Linked DNA regions of Homo sapiens: region 1 is linked to region 2. A link is an interaction called in ENCODE POLR2A ChIA-PET data of the cell type or tissue named here. Cell type or tissue: A673. All regions are shown on one strand. Region 1 holds the start of ULBP1 (UL16 binding protein 1). Region 2 has its middle 16 kb from the start of ULBP3.

The links. Peaks named below come from ENCODE experiments on the same cell type or tissue, not always from the same donor. Only the 100,000 strongest peaks of a DNase experiment are listed, where the experiment ranks them.
Region 1: POLR2A ChIA-PET joins it to region 2 with 7 read pairs; 2 of 35 experiments call an interaction of 5 or more read pairs at or near these places.

What each region holds. Positions count from the first base shown.
Region 1 is chr6:149,959,783-149,967,782 of GRCh38, forward strand. It overlaps ULBP1 (UL16 binding protein 1), which reads left to right and starts at 4,161. Exons shown (of 5, transcript NM_025218.4): 1 at 4,161-4,352. The coding sequence starts at 4,268. RefSeq lists enhancers at 4,497-5,036, 5,578-6,117. In A673, CTCF peaks have their summits at 2,103, 4,245 and 4,450; DNase peaks (open chromatin) are centred at 2,089, 3,599 and 4,119; H3K4me3 peaks cover 2,129 bases; H3K27ac peaks cover 991 bases; H3K27me3 peaks cover 1,826 bases.
Region 2 is chr6:150,049,591-150,057,590 of GRCh38, forward strand. No RefSeq gene overlaps it. Among named protein-coding and RNA genes, the nearest start is that of ULBP3, 16 kb to the right of the region's middle. In A673, no CTCF peak of the experiment used is centred here; no DNase peak of the experiment used is centred here; H3K27me3 peaks cover 6,275 bases.

The DNA.
Region 1 (8,000 bases), 90 kb before region 2:
TGAGAAGAAAACTAGAATGTATAACTTTTAAACCAACAGAAAAAAACCCTCAGTATACTAAATGGAACACAGGTATGGAGGGGAAATGCCAGCATTAAAAAACACAATAAATACATGTGGACCAGGCACAGTGGCTCATGCCTGTAATCCCTGCACTTTGGGAGGCTGAGGTGGGAGGATCGCTTGAGCTCAGGAGTTCAAGACCAGCCTGGGCAATATAGGCAGACCCCATCTCTACAGACAAATATAGAAAATTAGCCCAGTGGGTGGCGCATGCTTGTAGTCCTGGCTACTCGGAGGCTGAGGCAGTAAGATGGCCTGAGCCCAGGAGTTAGAGGCTGCAGTGAGCTATGACCACGCCATTGCACTCCAGCCTGGGCAACAGAGGGAGATCCCATATCTTAAAACAAACAAACAAAAAAGATGGCATAGCTAAATCCTAAACAGTAATAATTACAATAAAGCTGAATTGCTAAACTCATCACATAAATCAGTGAAACTCCCAGGTTGGATTTTAAAATATCAAATAATATACACTATTTTCAAAAGGCAATGTTAAATGTAAAGCTTAAAAATGGAAGGTATCTACCAAGAAAGGCTACTTTATTTGTTCGTTCGTTTCTTTTAGCGACTACAATATGCTTTATTGTTCTTGGAAAGGGCTCAGGGTTTGGCTTTAAATCAGGCTGCACGCTTTTCATCAGTCCCACATCTCTCTCCCCATGCCAAGCTGGCTCCAGCTAGCAATGCCACATTAAATTCCAGGGAGACCTTTAGAAACTTCCAGAAGCCTCCCTTCCTCCTGACCCCCCACCCCTGCAGTCCAAGATCTCCCATGTTGGCCCACGACCCCTGCTTAGGGTCCAGCCTGGAACTCACTGATCCGACCCACTCCGGACCAGCCTGGTAGCAGGAGTAGAGGCTGGAGGCAAACACCCAACTCTGCGCCAGCACCTGTGCCACTGGAGACCTGGAGCCCAGGGTGTGATATGCTTGGAGGAAGCAGAGGGTCCCTGTGTGAGTCACCCCGGCCCTCAAGGCTGTCACAGCTCCAGTGGCCCCACCCCGCCCACTTGCAACTCCAGGCCATGGGTCCAGAAATGTCTGGATTCTTGTTCCCTTTCAGACCCCAACCTTTCTCTTCTCCTTCTCTTTCCTCCTGGCCCCCTTATCTTTTCCCATTTCCATTCCCACTTTCAGACTCGTTCCTTATTTGTTTAAAGCACAGATTTTCGGCTGGGTACTGTGGCTCATGCCTGTAATCCCAGCACTTTGGGAGTCTGAGGCGGGCAGATCACGAAGTCAGGAGTTCAAGACCAGCCTGGCCAACATAATGAAACCCCGTCCCTACTAAAAATACAAAAAAATTAGCCGGGTGTGTTGGCTGGCACCTGTAATCCTAGCTACTGGGGAGGCTGAGGCAGGAGGATCTCTTGAACCTGGGAGGCGGAGGTTGCAGCGAGCCGACATTGCACAACTGCACACCAGCCCCTGCGACAGTGAGAGACTCTGTCTAAAAAAAAAAAAAAAAGGCAAGATTCGTTTGGCCCTGGTGCACTCTAGGCTCAGTCAAACCAGCTGAAGTCTATCATTATGCTGTCCATCATTATGCTATGTTTTTCTAGAAGATTCTATCCTGTTGAAGCACCCCCAGACTGGTTGAAAACCAAGTTACTCTTCCTTGGAAAATCTTTGTGGACACCCAGGTGGGCATACAAATTTCCAAGTCTTGGCCAGTTTCAGTGGCTCACACCTGTAATCCCAGCACTATGGGAGGCTGAGGCAGGTGGATCACCTGAGGCCAGGAGTTTATAAGACCAGCCTAGCCAACATGGTGAGACCTGTCTCTACTAAAATTGCAAAAATTAGTTGGGCACAGTGGCAGGCCCTGTAATCCTAGCTACTTGGGAGGCTGAGTTAAAAGAATCGCTTCAACCCTGGAGGAGGCGGTTGCACTGAACTGAGATCATCCCACTTCACTCCAGCCTGGGCAACAGAGTAAGACTCAGTCTCAAGAAAAAAAAAAAAAAAGACAAAAAAAGTATTACCAACTTGTGCCAGCCATGAGGTCTACAACCTCGATGCTGCCACCCTCAGGACCCTGGGGGTTACAACCTCCACTCCAGCTCCCCTCTGAACCTGTGCTTTTCCTCTGAGCCCCATTCACTCCCACAACTGTCTCATTCATTCACTGGTTCACTCAGCCTCCAACCACCCTTAAATCATGTCAGGCTCACCAGCTGACGGAGAGAAAAATCATCCTTTGTAGGTCTGAAAAACGTGTCTGAATCCTGATGGTGGGTCTTGTTTTCATTTCCACCCCCTCACAGCACACTCAGGGCCATGAAGAGGCCATGGCCTGGGCTCAGAGCTCCAGCTCTCCTCAGGGTGGGCCTGGCATTTGCTGACTTCAGGGAGGGTGGCAGGGCTCACAACTGAAATAGGAGACCTGCCCTGGGTCCTTAGCATGTGCAAGGATAGGGTTCTTTGTAGAATCTGCTCATTTCATCTGTGTTCATAGCATCTGTCATTTTCCACATGCGGACATCCACACCCAGAAAGCTGAAGAAGCTTGCACAGGAATATTCAGCCACAATATGAGCTGACTTCCATATCTGAATGCATGATCTCTAGATCCCGGCCATTACAATAACCTTTGGGCCACTTCTATGCCCATCCTGGGCAGGCCTGAGTCTAGTGGCCGGATGCCTGCAGCAGGGGTGAGGCAGGAGGGCCCAGGTGTGCACACAGGCCCCTCCTCCTGTCACCTGGCTGTCCTGCTTGGGGCTCTCCTGCCAGCCTCCTTCTGCCTTCCTCCTGTTCCCGCAGTCACTGGCCCAGGTCACCCGGCCTCAGGGGTGGTGCTGCCAGGGACTTCCCAGTGGCCTCCTCCTAGGACTAACCTGAGCTCCTGCCCCCAGCCCTGTACATGGGAGGCTTTTCTCACACACAGATCCCTGGGCCCACCAAGCTATTCCCCTCCCAAATCTGAGAACTGCCCACCCCCGTGTGACTGTTGTCCTGCCGACCACCCTTCATGTAGCCCCTCCTGGACAGAGGCTCTAGTGCATCAGGCCAGAACCTTTTGGCTCCTGTGTCCCTGCTCAGTCACAGAGATGGCTGCCATCCCATGTCCCTGTCCTGAAGCATAGTCAGGCCCTGGGCTTGGTCCAGGCCTCCTCCCCTTTCCCACAGCCTCAGGACCCTGGTGATTGATGGTCACCAGGTGAAGGTCTCCCCACATGAAGACTGTGTGGAGTGGGAGGTCTGTGCCTATTTTTCTCATTCATTGGGGAATGGGCTGAGTGGCTGGGGGCAAAGTGGGACTCAGGGGCTCTGCCCAGTCCTTACTGCAGGCTAAGCCCTCCCTTGCGGCCAAGAGCCACTGGGCCCTCCACCTCCCTCTGGCTTCTACCCGCAGATCTAGATGGTTTCATGGTGACTCAGAGGAGGATGCACTCGGGCGTCCCTTTTGAGGATGGCTGCAGGGACCATCCAGGGACTGAGCCGAGGTGCAGATACAGCCACGGATTTGGGTGTTGTTAGACACAGAAGGGTGTGTAGCAAAGTGAGCCCCACGCATGCGTAGACTCTTCCCTCGGCTTCTGCTCTCCATGGAAACACAACTGATCACATCATGATTGATCACGGTAGCCCTCTAGGGCTTTCTTTCTTTTCTTTTTTTTTTTTTCCAGAAGTCATAAAGGGATATAGAATATACTCAAAGACCACCTCATGCTTTTAGTGGAGAGGCAAAAAAGGTTCGCTCCGGAATGGGGAAGCGGCTGCGCCCTGGACGGAGAGGGGCGGGGACTTCGCGACTGCAGGCGGAGGGAGGGCGGGTGTCGCTGGCGCAGGCGGTGACAGGGAGACACCGCCGCCACTGAGTATTCCTATGCAAGTTTCTTCATCTTCCTGTGCATCAGTGTTTACACTGGGGTAATGATAAATGCTGTGTTGAAAAATTATTTGATGGGGCCATGGAAGGAACGGAAGGAACGGCGTCCTGGCCCGCTCGGGGCCCGCGCACGCCGCCACCAAGCCGCGGGGGCGGGTCGGAGGGGAGAGTTGCGTCAGCCAGGCCGCTGTCAGATGACGAGCCCGGGGCGTGACGGGGTGGAGCATCCCCAAAAAAGTGCATGCCTAGGATCCCGCCCAGTGTATCCCTGCGCGCGGCGGGCCGGGCTGGGCAGCTTTATAAACAGCCGTGGTGTGAGCCTCGAAGGGAACCATCAGCGCCTCCTGTCCACGGAGCTCCAGGTCTACAATGGCAGCGGCCGCCAGCCCCGCGTTCCTTCTGTGCCTCCCGCTTCTGCACCTGCTGTCTGGCTGGTCCCGGGCAGGATGGGTCGGTGAGTTCGGGGATGTAGCCTAAGCAGGGCGGGGGCCAAACCTGGGAGGTTGTGGACTGCAGCGGGTTTCAGAGGAGGGGAGGCTTCTGGAAGGACCGGCGCGATCTCCCTGAACGAACATCGCGGTCTCCCCGAACGTCGCGGTCCCTCCGAACGTCGCGGTCTCCCCGAACATCGCGGTGCCCCCGAACATCGCTGTCTCCCCGAACATCGCGATCTCCCCGAACATCGTGATCTCCCCAGACATGCCCAGCTGAAGGCACTCAGTTCCCCTCGGTGGCTCCTTTCCGCCGGGTCCGCTTCCTGCGGCTGCTGCTTGCCCCTCAGGCCAGGAGGTTTCTGGAAGGACCGGTGCTGTCTCCCCGAACATCGTGGTCTCCCCGAACATCGCGGCCTCTCCGAACATCGCCCTCTCTCCGAGCAACGCGATCTCCCCGAACATCGCGGTCTCCCCGAAAATCGCGATCTCCCCGAACATTGCCATCTCACCGAACATCGCGATCTCGCCGAACATGCCCGGCTGAAGGCACTCAGTTCCCCTCCGCGGCTCCTTTCCGCCGGGTCTGATTCCTGCGGCTGCTGCTTGCCCCGCAGGCCAGGAGGCTTCTGGTAGCACCGGCGCGATGCCCCCGAACATCGCGTTCTACCCCAACATCGCGATCCCTCCGAACATCGTGATCCCCCCCGAACATCGCCGTCCCCCCGAGTAACGCGGTCTCCCCGAACATCGCGGTCCCCCCGAACATCGCGGTACCCCCGAACATCGCCGTCTCCCCGTACATTGCGATCCCCCGAAACATTGCGATCTCCCCGAACATCGCGATCTCGCCGAACATGCCCGGCTGAAGGCACTCAGTTCCCCTCCGCGGCTCCTTTCCTCCGGGTCCGCTTCCTGCGGCTGCTGCTTGCCCCATAGGCCAGGAGGCTTCTGGGTGGACCAGCGCGATCTCCCCGAATATCGCGGTCTACCCGAACATCGCGGCCTCCCCGAACATCGCGGTCTCCCCGAACATCGCGATCCCCCAGAACATCGCGGCCTCCCCGAACATCGCGGTCTCCCCGAACATCGCGATCCCCCAGAACATCGCGGTCTACCCGAACATCGCGGCCTCCCCGAACATCGCGGTCTCCCCGAACATCGCGATCCCCCAGAACATCGCGGTCTCCCCGAACATCGCTGTCTCCCCGAACGTGCCTGGCTGAAGGCACTCAGTTCCCCTCCGGGGCTCCTTTCCGCCGAGTCCGCTTCCTGCAGCTGCTGCTAGCACCGCAGTCCAGGGGGAGTGTCAAAGAAGGCTGAAAAGGAATTGCAGGAGGGTGGAGGGACCAAAAGGCTACAGAGGGCAAGGTAGGGCGGGGATCCCTGGTGCAGACCCGCAGCCCCACTGGCCCTAGGGAAGGAGAAACCAGATTCCCGAACCCTAGCTGGGGTCAGGACAGGGGTAAAGGGGAGTTCCACAGGGACGCGATCACAGACTCCCCCATCAGCCACAGCCCTGCTCTGCTCTGACCTGCTGTTCACCACACAAAGCTTCCAGCAGCCCCAGGGCTCCCTGCCCTGGAACTTCGCCCCTACACTTTGCTGCAGACACTCACCTGCACGCAGGGGCTCACCAGACACTTGCTACCCTTCCCCTCACCATTCACTTTCACCACCCAGGTCGCATCCTTTCACTCCCCATCTCAGCTCACCCCTGTCACCACACAGGCCTCCCTCACCTCCCCATCCATGAAGGGGCCCTTAGCACCTCCCCCGACCAACTAGCACCTTGTCCCCTTTTGCCTGAGGACACACCCCAGCAAACACACCCCAGGCTTTCCACAAAACTTAATGCAGGGGGGACGGGAAATCCCATTTCCCTCACGATGACCCTGGGAGCGCCGGTGAGTAGAGGTGCCCACTTCTGCCCTTGGGTCCCAGACCCGCCTGTTCTTCCGACTGGGGAGCCAGGGTCATATAGAATAGTCACTAAGCAGACAGGAGTCAGCAAACCCTTTCTAGAAAGGAAAGGCTGAAGGCACTTTGGTCCTTGCTGGCCGTGAGTTCTCTGTCTGTGTGTCAAGTCCTGTCCCTTTGTAGAGCAACAGCAGGCAATGGTAACCTGCAAATAAAAGGGAGAGCAGATGTGGACCCTGTCCTAGGTTGCTGACCCCAGATGAGGGCACATGCTGTGTCCTGGCAATTGCTGCCCCATCCCCTAGGGTGTCATCTCCAAGTAGTGTAAGTTGAAGAGTCACAAGTGTGTCCTACCCTGCCTGTGGCTTCTGGGTGGTGTGGATGTGATGGATGTGAATGGAGGTCCTATGGTTCTGGGCCTACTGCGCCCCTCCTTTGCTGCTGGGTGGCATCATAGGTCCCTCAGGGCAATCAGGGACCCTCCTTAAAGCCTCAGGTGTGAGCTAAGGGTGAGGGGGTGCAGCCATGTAGTGTCCTGGGGATCGGGGCCAACTGCTTGTGCAGCTTCTTGGTTCCCTGTGGCCCTGCTCCTGCCCATCCCAGGAGACCCACCTGTGTCTTCTCACTGTGGGGCCTATATTCCTAATGACCTAAAGGGTGAGGAGCCCACCCTGTGATGGGCAGCTCTGAGGCTGTGTGGTCACTGCCCTCCCATAGCTGGAGGCCCATCTCCACAGGGGCCCAGGACCACAGCAGGAGCCACTTTTAAATGAGGGGATTTCACTGCTGTGAGTGGCACAGCCTTGCTTCTGAGCACTAGGGGATCCTGTTGTGATTCTGCGGTTGGCAATTGCCATGAAATCCACATAGCACCTTTTCCAACCACATATGCCTCTGGGATCTTAGGGAGTCCAGGGTCAAATAGCTGTATTGGTAGGTCCAGCGTCACCCCTCATCACAGGGTGTGTATGGCTGCATCCCAGCTACAAGAGCAGAGTTAAGTAGTGACAGGGGAGGTCATATGACCAGCACAACCTATAATAGTTACTACATTAACTACAAACACTATCCATTCCCGGTAGAAATCCAGGAAATGTGAAATTACCATCGAATGGGTCTATGAACCCAGCCCATCCCTCTAAGCTGGACCTGACAGAGGTGTCCATCTGTTACTTTGCCCTAAATGCACCTCATGAGTAATAGGGGAGCAAGTTAATGCTTTAGGTCCCTGGGAGGAGGTTGGATCACACACTGTGTCTACTAGGAGTGTCTGGGTATTTGCCATTTCATGGCATACAGTTACCAGAGTGAATGCCCATCTGGCTCTCTGGGGGAGGCTGAGGGAGTCATTGCAGTTGCTGTGGGGTTGAAGGAGCCCACCAGGGCCTCTGGGCTCTCCTTCTAGCAATGGACTCTGGGTCTGAGATGTGGCTCAGTTCTCAAAGCTGGGCAAAGGAGCTCAGTTATTTCCTAGGGTGACTCCTTTCAGCCTTCAGGTCATCCATCCTTGCGTTTTGTCTTTGTTTGTTGTAATTATTTATATCTAGCAGTATCCGGGTTGAGTTTCCATTTCTTTTGGATCCTTGACCCCTTTGTTCTATGAGCCATGGGCATACATTTTTAAGGCTGAGGTCCCCCACTGGCATTGTGACTTCTTTAATTATTTACATCATTGCACCCTCCTTCCTGCTGACAGTTGACGGCCTCCGCTTGAGATCTCTTATTTCAGGATTTTCCATCCCCATTACTAC
Region 2 (8,000 bases):
GACCACCGGTTCAAGGAGATCGAGACCATCCTGGCTAACATGGTGAAACCCCGTCTCGACTAAAAATACAAAAAAATTAGCCAGGCGTGGTGGTGGGCGCCTGTAGTCCCAGCTACTCGGGAGGCTGAGGCAGGAGAATGGCAGGAACACAGGAGGCGGAGCTTGCAGTGAGCTGAGATCGCGCGCCACTGCATTCCAGCCTGGGCCACAGAGTGAGACTCCGCCTCTCAAAAAAAAAAAAAAAAAGAAAGAAAATAGATATTTTTAATTAAATATCAGTAGCAGATAAATTACCAAAGGAAAGAATCATGCCTATATATTTTCTTATGAACAAATTAGAAAATTCTGATTCACGACATGAAAAGAATCCCTGGTGTTCTGAAGTCGGCCATGGTATTTCAGTGGCAATGCTTTAGAAGAACAAAATCATGGTTTAGAGAAGCATCTGTTTTTCCACAACCAAAGAAGATGACAGAAAATGTTCTTTTGGTTGAGATTTCTTCTTCAATAAGTTAAAACTTTAAGGGCAGGAATTCTTCCATCAGGTAGCACAAGAGAAAATGGCAAAGCATTTTAAGAAATTCCAGCAATAGGATTATTGCCAAAGGGATTAAGGCTCCTGAGATGCTGAGTCTATGGGGTCATCCTGATCTGCTGGAGGCCTCTGGATTTGCTAAGGCTTGAATTCGAATTCCTGGTGGTCTAGAAATGAAGAGTGAGTGATGCACAGGCTGCCAGCCAGAAGGGAGAGTTTGACATGCAACCCGTAATTCCAGCTAATCTGGAGGCTGAGGCAGGAGAATCACTTGAACCAGGAAGGCGGAGGTGGCAGTGAGCCAAGATCGTGCCATTGCACTCCAGCCTGAGCAACAGAGTGAGACTCCATCTCAAATAATAATAACAAAAGAAAAAGGCAAAAATTCAGACAACTAAAGGGAAAATGGGCAAAAGAGTTGAACCAGCCCTTCACAGAAGAGGAAATGTGAAGGAATGGCCAATAAAAACATGAAGAGGGTTTCAGCCTAACAGGATGAGGTATCACATGACACCCACTAGACTGGCAAAACCCCCACAACCCAATAAATGCAAGGGTTGGGGAGAATGGAGAGCAACAAGAACACTCAGCCCCTTCTAAGAATGGTTGTAAATTTGTTTTTTTTTTTTTAGTATACTTGTATATGAAAGGATGTGTGTTGTGGGTTATGAGAAAAATTACATGTCTTACCAGGGATGAAGTTTTAAAAATTGAAAGCTACAGACCAGAAGAAACTTGCACTTCTGTACAAAAGAAATGCTCAAGAACGTTCTAGCAACACAGCCCTAAGGGCCCCAACCTGGCCAAACACTCATCAACAGGAAAATGAAGACATTTCCCATGTTCCCCTCATACCACGGGAGATCAAGATCACGCAGCAATGAAAATGAATCACGTCAATGTGGATGGGTCTCAGGAAGAGAATGGAGGACAAAAATAGACATCAAGCAAATGCTCAGACTCATTGCAGCCACACAAAAGAATTCCTTCACATCAAAGTTCAAAAACTGCAGCTGAGGCAACAGAGCAAGACCCTGTCTCAAAAAGACAACAGAAAGTTCAAAAACTAAATGGCATATTGTTTAGGGATGTACACATACATGGTGAAAGAAATGTACTAAGAAGAAAAGCATGGGAATAATAAAGACTAAAGCAGAAAGTGACTCCCTCTGTACAAGGGAAGGGACTGGGATTCAGGAGGGGCCTCCAGGGAGCATCCAAAGTTAAGTCTCTTCAGATTCTATTTCCTAAACTTGGTGGAGGTCCTGTGTGTCCAACGTGTCGATATTCTACCCATATTGTATAAATACTTTCTTCTGTTCAATGTTTAGAAGGCAATTATAAAAAAGATCCATTAAATAGCAAGATGGCAGATACACATCAGGAAGGAACATCAGGAACATCCATGGTGTTCCATCCATGGAACCTCACCATGGATGGATACCCTTGTGCTCATGGGCCTGGTCTCCTCTCAAGACACAGTCAGTTGTCGGGCATCAGAGGCCGCACTCATCATAGCAGAGAGGCAGGATCAGCTGGGACAGGGTCTTTCTGTGACACCAACTGCATCACCAGGCTGTGCAAAGTGACTCAGCTGCCAGAACTCACAGAATATCATTCTGCACCAAAACCTCACAGGAAAAATGGTAAATTCTCAGTTTCTCCATTAACAGCAGCTCTCAGATTAATCTCTGTCCTCCATTGCGTCTCCATGAAAGAAGATTTTATAGCTTTGCTTGGGTCTATTTTTCAATTCATTTTTTATTTTACTAACTGATTGAAAATATATATATAGTGTGTGTGTAATTTCGTCTCTGTCAGTCAGGATAATGATGGTTTAATTCCGATTATTATTATTATTATTATTACCAACATCATTAGTTTTTTTAAGCTTTTCAGTTCTTAAGGGTATTAATCATTGTCTTTCCGTCTCATGAGACAGAAAACAAATCCAAACTGTGTAAGAGGAAAAAGAATGTATTAATCACTAGAATTGAGAAGTTCCCAAGCTTAACTTGCTTGGGGTACAGCTACATCTACAGTTTCAAGTGGCGTCCTGTGACTCTCTCTCTCTACTTCCCCAAATTTGGCTCCATGTTTAGCTCCATGACCCTCAGACTTAAACAGAAGCACTGGCTCCTCCCAAGATCTCCAGCTCCCCAGCTCCCCGACCCTCAAACTTCAACTGCGGAACCAGCTCCTCCCCGGGTCTACAGCTCCACGATCCTCAAACTACAACAGCAGCACCAGCTTCCCTCCAGCTCAATGATTCTCAGACTTGAGAGGCAGCACTGGCTCCTCCCCAAGGCTCCAGCTTCAAGACCCTCAAACTAAAACAGCAGCACCAGCTACTCCCTGGGTCTCCAGCTCCCTGACCCTCAAAACTGTAGACCCTCAACTGTAGCACTTGCTCCTCCCCAGGGCCACCAGCTCCACGACCCTCAGACTTACACAGTGGTAGCACCAGCTCCTCCCTAGGTCTCCAGCTCCACAGCCATCAAACTTGAACTGCAGCACCAGCTCCTCCCATCTCCAGCTCCACGATCCTCAAACTATGACAGCAGCACCGGCTCCTCCCTGGATCTCCAGCTCAATGACTCTCAGACTTGAGAGGCAGCACCGGTACCTCCCCAAGGCTCCAGCTCCACGACCTTCCTTCAGATTTAAACAGCGGTAGCACCAGCTCCTGTCCGGGTCTTCAGCTCCACGATCCTTAAACTAGAACAGCAGCATCGCCTCCTCCCTGGGTTTCCAGCTCCATGACCCTAAGACATGAATGGCAGCACCGGCTCCTCCCCAGGGCTCCAGCTCCAGGACCCACAGATTTGAACGGCAGCAACAGCTCTTCCCCGGATCTCCAGCTCCATGACCCTCAAACTAGAACAGCAGCACGAGCCTCTCCCCGGGTCTCCAGCTCCACAACCCTCAGACAGGAACAGCAGCACTGACTCCTCCTTGGGTCTCTAGCTTCACCACCCTCAAACTTGAATTGCAGCAGCATCAGCACCTACCTTGGTCTCCAGCTCCACAACCCTCAGACTACAACAGCAACACTGGTTCCTCCCTGGATCTCCAGCTTAACGACTCTCAGACTTGAAAGGCAGCACCAGGTCCTCAGAAAGGCTCCAGCTCCAAGACCCTCAAACTAGAAGAGCAGCTGCAGCTGCACGTTGGGTCTCCAGCTCCACAACCCTCAAAGTAGAATAGCAGCACTGGCTCCTCCCTGAGTCTCCAGCTCCTCAAGTCTGAGGGTCATAGAGCTGGAGACCCAGGGAGGAGCCAGTGCTGCTGTTCTAGTTTGAGGCTTGTGGATCTGGAGACTCGGGGAGGAGCTGCTGCTGCCGTTCTAGTTTGAGGGTGGTGGATCTGGAGACCCAAGGTGCAGCCGGTGCTGCTAGTGTGAGGGTCATGGAGCTGGAGACCCGGGGAGGAACTGCTGCTGCTGTTCTAGTGTGAAGGTCGTGGAAATGGAGACCCGAGGAGGAGCCCTTTGAAGAGCAGCACTGGCTCCTCCCCAGGTCTCAGACTCCATGACCTTCAAACTTTAAAAGCGATAGTACTGGCTTCTCCCTGGGTTTCCAGCTATACAACCCTCAAACATGAACAGCAGCAGCACCGGCTCCTACCCGGGTCTCCAGCTCCATGACCCTCAAACTACAACAGCGGCACCAGCCTCTCCCTAGGGTCTCCAGCTCCACGACCCTTAAAATAGAACAGCATCGGCTCCTTCCTGGATCTCCAGCTCCCAAACCCTCAGACTTCAACTGAAGCACTGGATCCTACCCACAGTTGAACAGCAGCATGGACTCCTCCTCTAAACCTCCAGATCCATGACCCTCTGACTTAAATGGTGGTAGCACCAGCTCCTCCCTAGGTCTCCAGCTCCACGATCCTCAAACTACACAGCAGCACTGGCTCCTGCCTGGGTCTACAGCTCCACGATCCTCACACTAGAACACCAGAACTAGCTCCTCCCCGCCCTCCAGCTCCACGACCCCCAGAATTGAACAACAGCACAGCTCCTCCCTAGGTCTCCAGCTCCATGACCCTCAACCTGAAACCACAGCAGCACCAGCTCCTCCTGGGTCTCAAGCTCCACAACCCTCAAACTAGAACAACAAAGTTCCTCCCTGGGTCCTCACCTCCACAACCCTCACACTAGAACAGAAGCACCAGCTCCTCCCTGAGTCTCCAGCTCCACAAGCCTCAAACTAGAAAAACACCGGCCCCTCCCTTGGTCTACAGCTCCACCACCCTTTGAATTAAACAACAGAAGCACCAGCTCCTCACCAGGTCTCCAGCTCCATGACCCTCACACTAGAACAGCAGCACCAACTCGTCCCCGGTTCTCCAGTTCCATAACACTAAAATTTAAACAGCAACACCAGCTCCTCCTTGGGTCTCCAGCTCCATGACTCTCAAACTAAAACAATAATGCTCATTTCTGGGTCTCCACTCCATGCACCTCACACTACAACAGCACCAGCTCCTCCCCAGGTCTCCAGCTCCACAATCCTCAAACTAGAACAACACCAGGTCCTCCCTGGTTCTCCAGCTCTATGATCCTCAAACTAGAACAACACTTCTCCTCCCTGGGTCTGTAGCTCCACAACCCTCAAACAAGGGCAACACAGCTCCTCCCAGGATCTCCAGCTCCACAACGTTCGAATTAGTACAACACAAGCTCCTCCTCGAGTCTTCAGCTCCACGACTCTATAACTGGAACAACACCAGCTCCTCCTTGGGTCTCCAGCTCCATGACCCTAAAACTAAAAAAACAATGGCTCCTCCTTGGGTCTCTAGCTCCATGACCTTAAAACAAGAACAATACCACTCATCCCCAGGTCTCCAGGTCCACGACCTGAAAACTAGAACAACACCGGCTCCTCCCTGAGTTTCCAGCTCCACGATCCTTAAACTAGAACAACAGCGCTCCTCCCTAGGTCTGCAGCTTCACGACCCTCAAACTAAAAAAACAGCGACTGCTCCCCGGGTCTCCAGCTCCACGACTCCCAAATTAGAACGAAACTGGCTCCTCCCCAGGTCTCCAGCTTCACGACACTCAAACCAGAACAACAGTACCAGCTCCTCCCCGGGTCTCCGGCTCCACGACCCTCAAACTAGAACAACACCGGCTCCTCCTCGGATCTCCAGCTCCATGACCCTCAAAGAAGATCAACACCGGCTCCTCCCCAGGTTTCCAGCTCCATGTCCCTCAAACTAGAACAACAGCACCAGCTCCTCCCCAGGCCTCCAGCTCCAGGACCCTCAGACTTGAACAGCAGCATCAGCTCCTCCCTAGATCTTCAGCTCCACAACCCTCAAACTAAAACAGCATCACCAGCTCCTCCCTGGGTCTCCAGCTCTATGACCCTCAAACTACAACGGGAGCACAAGCTCCTCCCTGGAGCCCCAGTTCAATGACTCTCAGACCTGAAAGGCAGCAACACTCTTCCCCAAGGCTCCAGCTCCATTACCCTCAGATTTGAACAGCAGTAGCATCAGCTCCTCCCTGGGTCTCCAGCTCCTCAACCCTCAAACTAGAACAGCAGCACCAGCTCCATCCGGATCTCCAGATCTATTACCCTAATACATGAGTGGGTTCTTTCCCGGTGCTCCAGTTCCATGATACTCAAACTAGAACAGCAGCACCAGCTCCTCCCTGAGTCTTCAGCTCCACGACCCTCAAACTAGGAGAACACCAGCTCCTCCCCAGGTCCCCAGCTCCATGACCCTCATGAACAATCCCTTCTTATGAAATTCAGCAGTCAAGAAAACTGCAGAGGAAGTAAATGAATAAATGTTTTGCTTTCAGATTGATATTTCTTTTATGTTCACACAAGTCAGGAAACTTTTCTGCTTTCCCCAACCTTGCAATCTACTTGTGTTCAAATATAAGATAGAAATCCACCATTTGAAATGACCTTTAAAAACTTAGTAATATTTTTTAATATGATCTTATGTCACAGCTGTAGAAATGATCTTATTTCTCTCTGCCTGTGCAGAAGTCTTATGAACATTCAAACTATGAATTTAGTTTGTTGAGATTCCCAGAATACGCATTATCCCCAAATATTACTGCCCTCCTTAAAATCTTCTAACACGTTCCCATCACTCGAGCATAAATGCCAGCTCCCATCCACAGCCCACAGTGCCCAGCACGGCCCTGCTCTCTTTCCTGCCAGAAAGGCCTCTGTCAGTTCTTCAAACCACACAGGCTCAGGCCCGACTCCGGGCCTCTGCCTCTGCTGTGCCCTCTGCGTGGGGTGCCTTTCCCCGGCTCCCCATCCTCCTCTCAACCTGCTCAGTTCCAGCCTGCAGAGCACCCCTCAGGTCGATGAACACACGACATCCTCCCCACATAGGCCTTTGCACACGCTATTCTCTCTGCCTGAAACACTTCCCTCTCTCATCGTCTGGGTTCACTTTTCTAATTACCATTTATCTTTGGAGTCTCCACTGAAATATCACTCCCTGCCTGCCCCCATCACTTGGACTTAACCTTGGTTAGGTTGCCAACCCCTGTCTCCTGACTCCAGGAAGCTAGATGCGATTCTAGCTCTTGGAACTTTCCCATTGCAGTGTTTTGCACACTCGTAATTATTCTATCAGGTTGGTGCAAAGTCATCACAGTTTTTGCCATTACTTTTAATGAACTGCAGCACCGGCTCCTCCCTGCTTTTTATTGCCATTACTTTTAATGGCAAAAACCGAGATTACTGCTGCACCAACGTAATAGAATAATTTATATTTATTCATCCATCATCTGTCTTCCCCTCTAGAAAGTAATCTCTATGAGAATAGGGAGCAAATCTACTCAAATCACTCCACCTTTCTAGCACATTGTCAATAATTATTTACTGACTGACTGATACAGAAATATCTTCATTGTTGCTGGGATGACCCACATAACGTGACAGGCCCCTTTGAAGTTCAATGTCACAGACAGTTAGCATTTGCTTTTCTCTCCCGGACCTTTGGTTTGGCTGGGCTTAGGCTGATCTATTCTGGGCTTGACTTTAGGCTGAGGGTTGGAACCGTGCGAGCTCCACATGTCCTTTTTGCTCAGGATTGTTTTGACAGCTTGAACTTTTTTTTTTCCTTTTGGTTCCAAATAAATTTTAGAATAGATTGTTTTAATTCTGTGAAAAACAATATTGGTATTTTGATAGTGATACCTTTGCATCTATACATTGTTTTGGGAAGTATGGCCATTTTAGCTATATTGATTCTTCCAACCCATGAGCATGAAATATTTTTTTCCCTTCATTTGTGTTGTGTCTGATTTTTTTTTTTTTTTAAGCAGTGTTTTGTAGTTCTCCTGTAAAGATCTTTTATCTCTTCAGGTAGATGAACTACTAGGCTGGGGTCCCCACTAGCCTGATGCCTCACAGGGGGCGCCCGGCTGCCGCGGATGTCCCACCGGGAGGGACTGGCCCCGGGCGGGTCACCGCGGGCAGAAACG